Linked DNA regions of Homo sapiens: all the other regions are linked to region 2. The links are chromatin contacts, found by Hi-C or POLR2A ChIA-PET in ENCODE. All regions are on one chromosome and are shown on one strand. Each heading gives the region's core, a stretch centred on a gene start or an enhancer-like site at or near the end of the contact. The rest is flanking DNA. Distances are from core to core; before and after follow the strand shown.

What was found. Hi-C counts contacts between places; a loop is a spot of excess contacts on that map. ChIA-PET counts read pairs that join two places held with the same protein, here RNA polymerase II (POLR2A). Pooled maps may share reads with other maps.
Region 1: a pooled map shows a loop between it and region 2 (3-fold over the local background). The contact joins the enhancer-like site here to the promoter of CLPTM1L in region 2. A Hi-C loop is called at or near these places in 8 of 50 pooled maps.
Region 3: a pooled map shows a loop between it and region 2 (2.9-fold over the local background). The contact joins the promoter of NKD2 here to the promoter of CLPTM1L in region 2. A Hi-C loop is called at or near these places in 2 of 168 maps with a recorded cell type or tissue (Right ventricle myocardium inferior and cardiac septum) and 6 of 50 pooled maps. POLR2A ChIA-PET finds 5 or more read pairs at or near these places in 2 of 52 experiments (activated T-cell and naive thymus-derived CD4-positive, alpha-beta T cell).

What each region holds. Positions count from the first base shown.
Region 1 is chr5:925,400-928,387 of GRCh38, forward strand. No RefSeq gene overlaps it. Among named protein-coding and RNA genes, the nearest start is that of TRIP13, 34 kb to the left of the region's middle. RefSeq lists a silencer at 1,741-1,800. Within about 2 kb of position 1,717, at least 5 of the 41 ENCODE cell types and tissues checked have a DNase peak (open chromatin) inside an H3K27ac peak, as active enhancers do.
Region 2 is chr5:1,343,552-1,346,530 of GRCh38, forward strand. It overlaps CLPTM1L (CLPTM1 like), which reads right to left and starts at 1,548. Exons shown (of 17, transcript NM_030782.5): 1 at 1,129-1,548; 2 at 800-900. The coding sequence starts at 1,290.
Region 3 is chr5:1,007,524-1,010,223 of GRCh38, forward strand. It overlaps NKD2 (NKD inhibitor of Wnt signaling pathway 2), which reads left to right and starts at 1,279. Exons shown (of 10, transcript NM_033120.4): 1 at 1,279-1,559; 2 at 1,656-1,691; 3 at 1,958-2,037. The coding sequence starts at 1,535. RefSeq lists enhancers at 1-540, 541-1,306.

The DNA.
Region 1 (2,988 bases), core at 467-2,966, 420 kb before region 2:
TGACCTCAAGCCTTCTTTCACTCAACTGAGTTATTTCTTATTGAAAAACCTTTCCTTCTCCACCTGAGTTGATTGATGACAAAAATCTTTCCTTCTCTGTCCATTGCCTGAGTTATAACCTGTGACTGGAAAACTTCACCCAGTTTTCATTCATGACTGAAAACCTTTCTTGACCATTGAAATGATATTTATAACTTGAAACCTTTGTTTTTCTATCCCTTGAATCATAATTTATAACTAAAACCTTTCCTTTTCTACCACTTATCACTTATGACATAACTTTATGAATCAAAACCCTTATTTCTGTAGCAGATGTATTATTTATGACTAGAAATCTTTCTCTATTACCTGAGTTATTATTTGTGACCTTGCTCTATCACTTCAGTTACCGTTTGTTACCTAGAACCTTTCTATCTCTACCATTTTCTATCGGAAACCTTTCTTTCTCTATTATTTATGACTAAAACTTTTCTTTATTACATGAGTTATCCTTATGGCCAGAAGCCTTCTTTCTCTGTTATATGAATTGTCACTTATTACTAAAACCTTTATTTCTCTTTTAGCTGTGTTATCCTTTATGGCAGGAAACCTGCCTTGATGTATCTACCTGAGTGATACATGAATAAGGCTTTTTTCTCCATTATCTGAGTAATTTGTGACTAAGCCTCTTTCTCTATCACCGGGTTTATCATGTATTAATGACTGAATACTTCATTATGTGATCAGTCTTTCTCTTCATTTGTGTGGTGGTTGGAAACCCTTTTTCTCCATCACTTTAGTTTGGATCTTTTGTTCTCTGTCATTGAGTTGTCATTTGGGACGGAGGCCGTCTTCCCCATCCCCTGAGTTCCGCTTTATGACAGCACCTCTCTTTCAAACCAAACCCTGTTGTAGTTTAGGGCTGGACACGTTTCTCTATCTCCCGAGTTACCATTTATGATGAGAAATCACCACTCATCCATCGCACGTGCTGTAATTCATGACTAAAACCTTTATTTCACTTGTTCTTCATTTTGGAAGCCTTCCTTCTCTATCACCTGATGATTATTACTGGAAATTTCTGTCTGTGTCACGCGAGTTACGGTTTTCTCTCTGGCGTTATTATTTTTACTGGAAACCTCCTTTCTCTCCCCCGTCCGAGCTGTCCTCGCGGCCGCAGCCTCCTCCTCCCGCCCTGCGGGGGCCGCCGTCCGCGCTTCTTCCCCGCCCGCCCCTCCTGGGCCCCTCGCGTCCCCCTTCCCTGTCACCCGAGCTTCGTTTGTGACTGAAACTCTGCTGCGTCTGTCATCTTGGTGTCCTCTATGAAAACCTTCCCAGAGCTCTTCACACTCCACACGTGGCTTTTATTTAGTGTTTTCTACCTACTCGGCAGCGTTTCCTGGGGAGGGAAGGCACCCAGAGCCTCCGGAGCCACGCGGCGCTGTGTTCCCGCGCCCTCGGCTTCCCTGTTGCTCAGGGTTATTTCTTCCTGCCATCAGCTGGAGAAGCGCTCTCCGAATATTTCCCCGGGAACGCGGACTTGCCGGCCCTGCGAGGCACCCGGCGGGAACCGGCGGAAAGGGAGGAACGGCTGGATGGCGCCCGCGCCTGGCAGCCCCGTGTGCCCGAGGCCAGGAGGGACCGGGCGAGCCTGGGGGCTGCGTCAGGGCCGCTCCGAGGGCGGCTTCGCGGGGACTCGGGCCCCGCCCCAGGCCAGGCAGGGTGTGACCGCCCCCTAGTGCGGGAGGCTGCGTCTACACCCGCGCCCAGGACCCTGGAAGCCACGGAACTGGCCCCACCCCACGCACCGAGTCCACGAAGCCCTCGCCCCCAGCCTCACCGGCTTCCAGACCTGTCCCGAAGCCCTGTTCTCCGCGGCTCTGGGTGGGCGCGGGTGGCGCTGGGGCGACCCCAAATCCAGGCCAGGAGCCCAAATCAGGCCACGACCCCAAATCCAGGCCAGGACCTCAAATCCAGGCTAGGACCCCAAATCCAACCTGCAACCCCAAATCCAGGCCAGGACCCCAAATCCAAGACACAATCCTAGCCCAGCGACCTGGGGCTTCCCTTGGGCCAGCGACTGACTGCACCGGCCCTGCTGTTCCAGCCCCTCCTGGCCTCCCTCCTCCCATCCTTTACCCCAGCCTCTCCCCTGGCCTTTTCTGGCAGCCTCTCCTTCCGGCCTTTGCCCCCGCAGGCTTCACGTCCTCGCGAGCCAGAGCAGGGACGCCTTCACTGGGAGAATCTGCTCAGAGCTGATTTCGTTATCGATGAGTACTAACAAAATATTATTTTACACTGATGTGTTAGTTTTTTAAAAAATGTGCTTAAGCCAGGAGGCTTTTTAGGATATCTTCTTCTACTGCTCAACAGCCATCTAAGAACTTATAAAACGTACATCCAGTTGTGTTTGGGGCTAGAGAGAGTACTGGGTGACGTCATCACTGACATCCTCAACAGATCTCTATTTACAATGCTTAAAAGTTGCTCCAGTGAACCGACAGGTAAGTACTTGAAGACCATCACCGACCTTTAGTGTTGGAATTTCACTCCTGCCTTCATGATGTCCAGGGAGCGGAATACTACAAACAGGTTGATATGCTTTGGATTTGTGTCCCCACCCAACTCTAATGTCGAATTGCAATCCCCAGTGTTGGAGGTGGGGGTCGGTGGGAGGTGATTGGATCATGGGGGCTGATTTCCTCCTTTGGTGCTGTTCTGATAGAATTCTCCTGAGATCTTGTTTAAAAGTACATGACTCTCTCCCCATCTTCCTCCTGCTCTGGCCATGCGGAGACATGCCTGCTTCCCCTTCACCTTCCACCATGATTGTAAGTTTCCTGAGACCTCACCAGCCATATTTTCTCTACAACCTGTGGAAACATGAGCCAATTAAACTGCTTTTCTTTATAAATTATCCAGTCTTGGCCGGGCGTGGTGGCCGTAGCCTGTAATCCCAGCACTTTGGGAGGCCGAGGCGGGTGGATCACCTGAGGTCAGGAGTTCGAG
Region 2 (2,979 bases), core at 298-2,797:
CAGCTACAACCGAGCGGGCAGCTTGGTCACCAGCACTTCTGGCCTCCCCTTCATGGAGGCAGAGAGAGGGCAGGAACTGGCTTGAGGTCACAGGCCTAAAGAGGCCAGGCAGAAACCGGCTTGCCAGCGCCTCCAGCTACCCCCAGGGACTGGCTGCCTAGAGGGCGTGGAGTCCAGCATGAGTCTCAAACTTTCATTATTCTCTCCTCAGATACCTCCCAGGCAATGAAGGGAAATGGTTGACTTGTGAGAAGCAAATCATATTTAAAAGTATACTTATTCAATTAAAAAAAATTAGGCCATGTCAGATGTAATTTTTAAGATACTCTACATATTTGGACATTGATCTATTCTAACGTCACATGTCACTTATTTATGATTTTCTACAAAATTGCTTCCTCTATCCTCATCTCTTTTCCCTCACAAGTAACTTAAGCGAACTACTTCCACCAGGAAAAGACAAGTTGGTCCCCGGTAGTGAAACTGCAGAGTTGTCTGCTCTCCACTGGTTCACCAAGCGTGGCCCCTGCTCCTTCGGAGCCTCCCCGTCCAGGACATCCCACTGCCATCACACTCTGCTGAGAACTACTTCTTAAACGACATTCATCACCTGTCACCTTCCAGGCTGAATGTTTACAGGCCACGCATAGGCCTCCAGTTAGGATATTCTACCACTTCAAGACATTCGGTAAGACTAGTTCTCTAAAATAAACATGTTATGTACAGAAAGCTAACTTTTAAACAATCTGAACATGAGTAATGTTTTCCCTTTCACTGGCATTTTGTCCTACGCCCATACCTTTCAAATTTGGACTCCACATCAAAGTCTTCCACATTCAAGACCAGGTCGATGTTGTTCTCAGCACCCAGGTGGGACCTCGTCGTGGTGTACACGCTCAGCTGGAAAGGAGGGGGCGTCGAGAGTCAGCTCGGCCAGGCCCTGGCAGGACGCACTCAAATCCCACGGCCAGCTGGAGGGCGGAAGACCTGGCCGCTGGGGAACCAGGAAAGGTTCCATCTCGACTCGCGCGGCCACAGCTCCGAACTGGGACGGGAAGGCGACGTCTGGGGCCTGGAGGAGAGGCCCCCACCCCAACCCGCCCGGCCCCCGGCCCCGCGGACGCTCACCTGCAGCTTGGGCCGCCGCGCCAGGTAGGGCTGGATGCAGTTGGCGTCGCCGGAGCACGGGCGGGTGTAGACGATGCCGTACATGACCCAGCAGGTGTGCACCACGTAGACCACGAACACGCCCACCACCAAGCTGGTGAAGGAGCTGCGGCCGCTCCACATGGCGGCCCCGCGCCCGGCGCCCCCGGCCCGCCCGCCTCTCAGCCGCGAGCCCCGCCCGCCCGGCGCCCAGCCCGCCGCTCCGGGCTCCGCCGCTCACTGGAGAGCCGCCGCGCGCCACCGCCACCGCCGCGGGGGAACGAATGCGCCGCGCGCCGCAGACCGCCGGCCGCCCCGCATGCTCCGGCCCCGCTCCCACCTGGCGCCGCGGGATTCGCCGGCCCCGCGCGCCGCTTCCGGGCCCCGCCGCCTGCCGGAAGTGGACGCGCCGCGCGGCTCCCTGGGAAACGGAGTCTCGGCCGCTGCCGCGCACGCGCATCCAGGATGCGGCGCGTGTGTGACGTTACCCGCCCGCGCCGCCCTCCTGGGGTGCCTCTCAGGGACCCAGGCGCTCAGCTGCTGGGGCCGCGGAGGGCGTTCGCGGGGCGCCGGGGAAGGCTAGGGCCGCGGGGTCCCCGGGGCGCCGTCCCCAACCGCCGACGCCTGCCAGACCACCAAGTGGGGGCCATGTCGACGTGTGAGGAGCCTGGTGGAAGGTGATACTGGAATTCCGGCACTGGGCCTGCAACCCTTTTAGTCCACAGTTGTCAGAATCTAAAGGGAAGAAAAACGAAGTGCTCAGAACCCTCACAGAAGCCGGGCACCTCATCCCGTGTGTGGGTTTTTTCCCCAGTACAAACCCATTGTGGGGACAGGCGCTTTTGAAGAAAAAATTCAGATTCCCGGGCTGAAGTGGCTCCTCACAGCCTTGAACCTGACCCCCAGCTTCCCGCTAAAGCCGAGCGTGCCCAGCACGGCGAGGTCAGCAGAGGCCCCTCGGAGGGCGGCCGGGGGAGGTCAGTGGGAGGCCCTCGGGCAGCCGGTGGATGGGCCGGCGACCTCCCCGACTCCATCAGAAGCGCTCAGTCTGTGCCCTTCAGTTACTGGAGCAGCTCCCGTCCTTTGGCCAGTTCTCTGGAAGGTCGTTTCCGTTTCTGTGTCTGCCACACGTGCAGCACAATCGAAAAACCTTGTTCGACATTTCTAGAAAGAGTAGATGCTACTGAAGACCCAATAGATTGCTGAGGGTTTTCAGAGCAGGGACAATTGCATCAGGGTGCTGGGCTCCGGGAAGAACTCAGAGGACTTGGCTGACGGGCGGATGGGACAGTGATTGGTGCCGAGAATGGGCCAGAGAAGCAGGTCTGCCTGGAGCAGGCACCCGAGGCCGCGTGCAGGGGCGGTCCTGGGCCACCAACCCCTGGAAGCTGGGCCAGGAGCTTCGGAGCCATCCGAGGCTTTTTTCGCTCCTCTCACTCTCATGCACCTAGTTACCCTCCCCACAGAGTCTTCTCACGGCGCGGTTTTCGGCTACCATTGCAGTGGTGTCTGACTACACCCAGTGCCTCTATCGTTCCCCCCTCAGTCTGTTCTCGCTTCTTGGCAAACCTGTCCTTGGAAAGCCCTCTGCTGACTCCTGTTACCCTGATCAAATGCATCCTCCTCAGGAGGCTCGTGAGCCCTTTGCAGGGTGGCCCAAGAGGCATCACGCCCTGCTCTCCAGCCACTCTTGGGGTCCCCTACAGGGCCAGGCGTCCCACACCAGCAGCGGGTGCTGGTCCTGCCACAGTCTGTGCGACACGTGAATGAAGGCTGTAGACCTGTGGTCTGCGGGAGGCAAATTCCAACTCCAGCTGTCAAACATAAGGGGAC
Region 3 (2,700 bases), core at 29-2,528, 340 kb before region 2:
ACAGCCAGCAGGGGAGGCTGCTGGGGTGGGGGGCGGGCCTCTGGTTTAACTTTCCGTTTTGCCACTGAGCAGCCTAGGCCTCTGTAAAATCGTGTGATGGCGGCATCTGCCCCGAGGATGGTCTGAGAATGGGAGGCAGTAATTGGAGTGAAAGGGCTTGGCTGGACGTCAGCTCCAGAGGTGCAAGTCAGCACTGGGCAGCCGCGGAGCTGCGCTGCTCAGCTGTGAGACAGGGCTCCAGCCAGGGGAGTGGGAACAGAGAGACCGGGTGGGACCTGGGCCAGCTTAGCGGAGGCCTGGCAGGGCCGGAGCTGGGCAGGTGAGGGGTCCCGCACCGCCAGCCTCGGAGCTCCAACTCCAGGGACGGGAGCTGCCCTGGCAGAAGGTGGGGTCACCCACTGAGGTTGGAGACGTGGGCGTGGCAACAGCCCGTGGGGAAAATGCTGAGCTAGCTCTTGAAAGGCTGGGGAGATACAATGTATCAATGCAACAGGGCGTGGCAGGGAGGAGAGTCATGGGTAGGGAAGGGAGAAATGTCCCAGAAACAGGAGCAAGTTAGGGTTCCAGGAGGAAGTGAGGGAAGAAGGTTCCTCTGAAGGTAAATAAGGAAGAGAGCCCTGAGGTACCCAGCAGGGTAGGAGGCAGAGAGGGGGTCCAGTGAAGGGTACTGAGGGACGGGTCTCCAGAGCCAGCTGGAGGAGCTTGAGATGAGGCCAGGGAGGTAGCAGCTGAAGCCACTGAGTTGGACACGTGGAGGAGGCAGCGCAGGTGGCCAGGCTTGGGGCTCCTGGGAGGCTCCAACACCCTCAAGGCACAGGTCGGAGGAGACCCTGCTCAAACCAAGGACAAAGTGAGGGGGTGCAGGGCCCTTCCAGCCGGGGCCGGGGGGGGCCAACGCTGGTTCTTCATCAATTTGGAGCGCCAGGAGAGGGCGGGGATCTAGTCCTGCCGGATACCACCCCCCTTTGGGCTGCCCACACCCCCACCCCCTCTCCAGCAGCCAAGGGAGGCGGGTCCTCCCTTTCAAAGGGAGGTGCCCTCAGGCTCCTCTGGAATTGGGGATCCCTTGACCCAGGACGGCCTGGTGAGGGGTCGGAGCTGACTCCCGCCAGGCTCCGCTGCAGCACCTGACCGCCCCCACAGGTGGCCGGGCCGGGTCCTCATCGCTGGTGGGGCTCCAGGCTGGGAACGGGGGTCGAGGCCGATGCGCTGCGGGCAGCGGCCGCCGGGGGCGCTGCGGGGGCCGCGGTTAAAGCCCCGGCGCGGGCGCACGCGCTCAGAGGGAGCCGGGCCGCCGTCGCTGCCGCCGCTGTCCCCGCGCCCTGCGCCCGGTGGCCCCCCACCTCCGCCCCGCGGCCGTACCTGGCGCCCCCTGGCTCCCCCGGCCCCCGCGCGGCGTGGAGCCATCTTCCCTCACCTCCTACCGGCACCCTAGCTTGCTCCCGGCCCATGCGGCCCCCGCGGGCTCCCGGCCCCGGCTTCAGAACTCAGCCCTGCACCTGAGCGCGGGGCCCGGCGGGGCGTGGCGGCGGCGATGGGGAAACTGCAGTCGAAGCACGGTGAGCCGCGGGCCGGTAGGGCGGGAGGGCGGGCGGGCGGGCGTGGGGCCGCCTCTCACTGTCGTTTTCCTCTCCCCGCGTCCCGCCGTGCCGCAGCCGCCGCCGCCCGCAAGCGGAGAGAGAGCCCGGAAGGTGAGCGGGCGAGCCGACGGGCGGGGCGGGGGGCGGCGACCCGGCCCGGGACCCTCAGAGCTAGGAGCCCGCGCGCGTCCTGCCCTGGAGCCAGCAGTGGGGGGACGGGGCCGCGGGTCTCCAGGAGCGCGCGGGACCCCCACGCCTGCCCCTGCGCGGTCTCCAGGCGATGGGGACACAGCGAAGGCGCAGCGCCCGCGGGGCTCACGGCGCGTCTCTTTCCCTCCTCGGTGCGGGTTTCCCGCGCGTCCGCCCCCGGACCGCAGGGGACAGCTTCGTGGCGTCCGCGTACGCGAGCGGCCGCAAAGGCGCGGAGGAAGCGGAGCGGCGCGCGCGGGACAAGCAGGTAGGCGGCGGGGCGGAGGCTGGGGTCGCGCTGCGCACCCGCCCGGGGGCGGGGAGCGGTGTCAGAGCTGTTCCTGGTGCCCGCCCGCGGACAGGCGAGACGTGGGCCGCCATGGCCGCACGAGTGACCGGGGGCCAGGAGAGCCAGTCTCTCCCCAGCCTCCACGACGTCTGGGGCTCCCGTGGGGCGAGCCCTTGCTAGTGTCCCATGCTGAGTGGCGGGTAGGGGAATCGGAATTCCTTGTCCTAGGCTGGGAGCCGTGTGGGGGCTCCATGTTTCGGGCTGGAGGAGCTGGGCGAGTGGGAGGGGCTGGACCTAGACGTCCCGGGCTGGGGGTCCCGGGGAGCGGGAATGCAGTACCCCGGCTGGATGAGCTGGAGGAGTTGGAGGAGGGGTGGGAGCTACAGACCTGGGGCATCACTGGTCATAGCCTCAGTGCTCAATCAGCAAACATGGCCAGAGTCAGAGGCCTCGGTGCCTCCCATCTCTGGGAGGGGTGACCACAGGCCTGCTAGAGGCTCAGGAGACAGAGGGACATCTGCACAGCTGTGGCAAGGCTGCAGAGACTGCAAGGCTGGCTCAAGAGCCAGGCGGCCCTGAGGGTGGGTGAGGAAGGTGCTATGTCCAGGAGCAGAGAACTGTCCAGGTCTGGGGCCCTGGAAG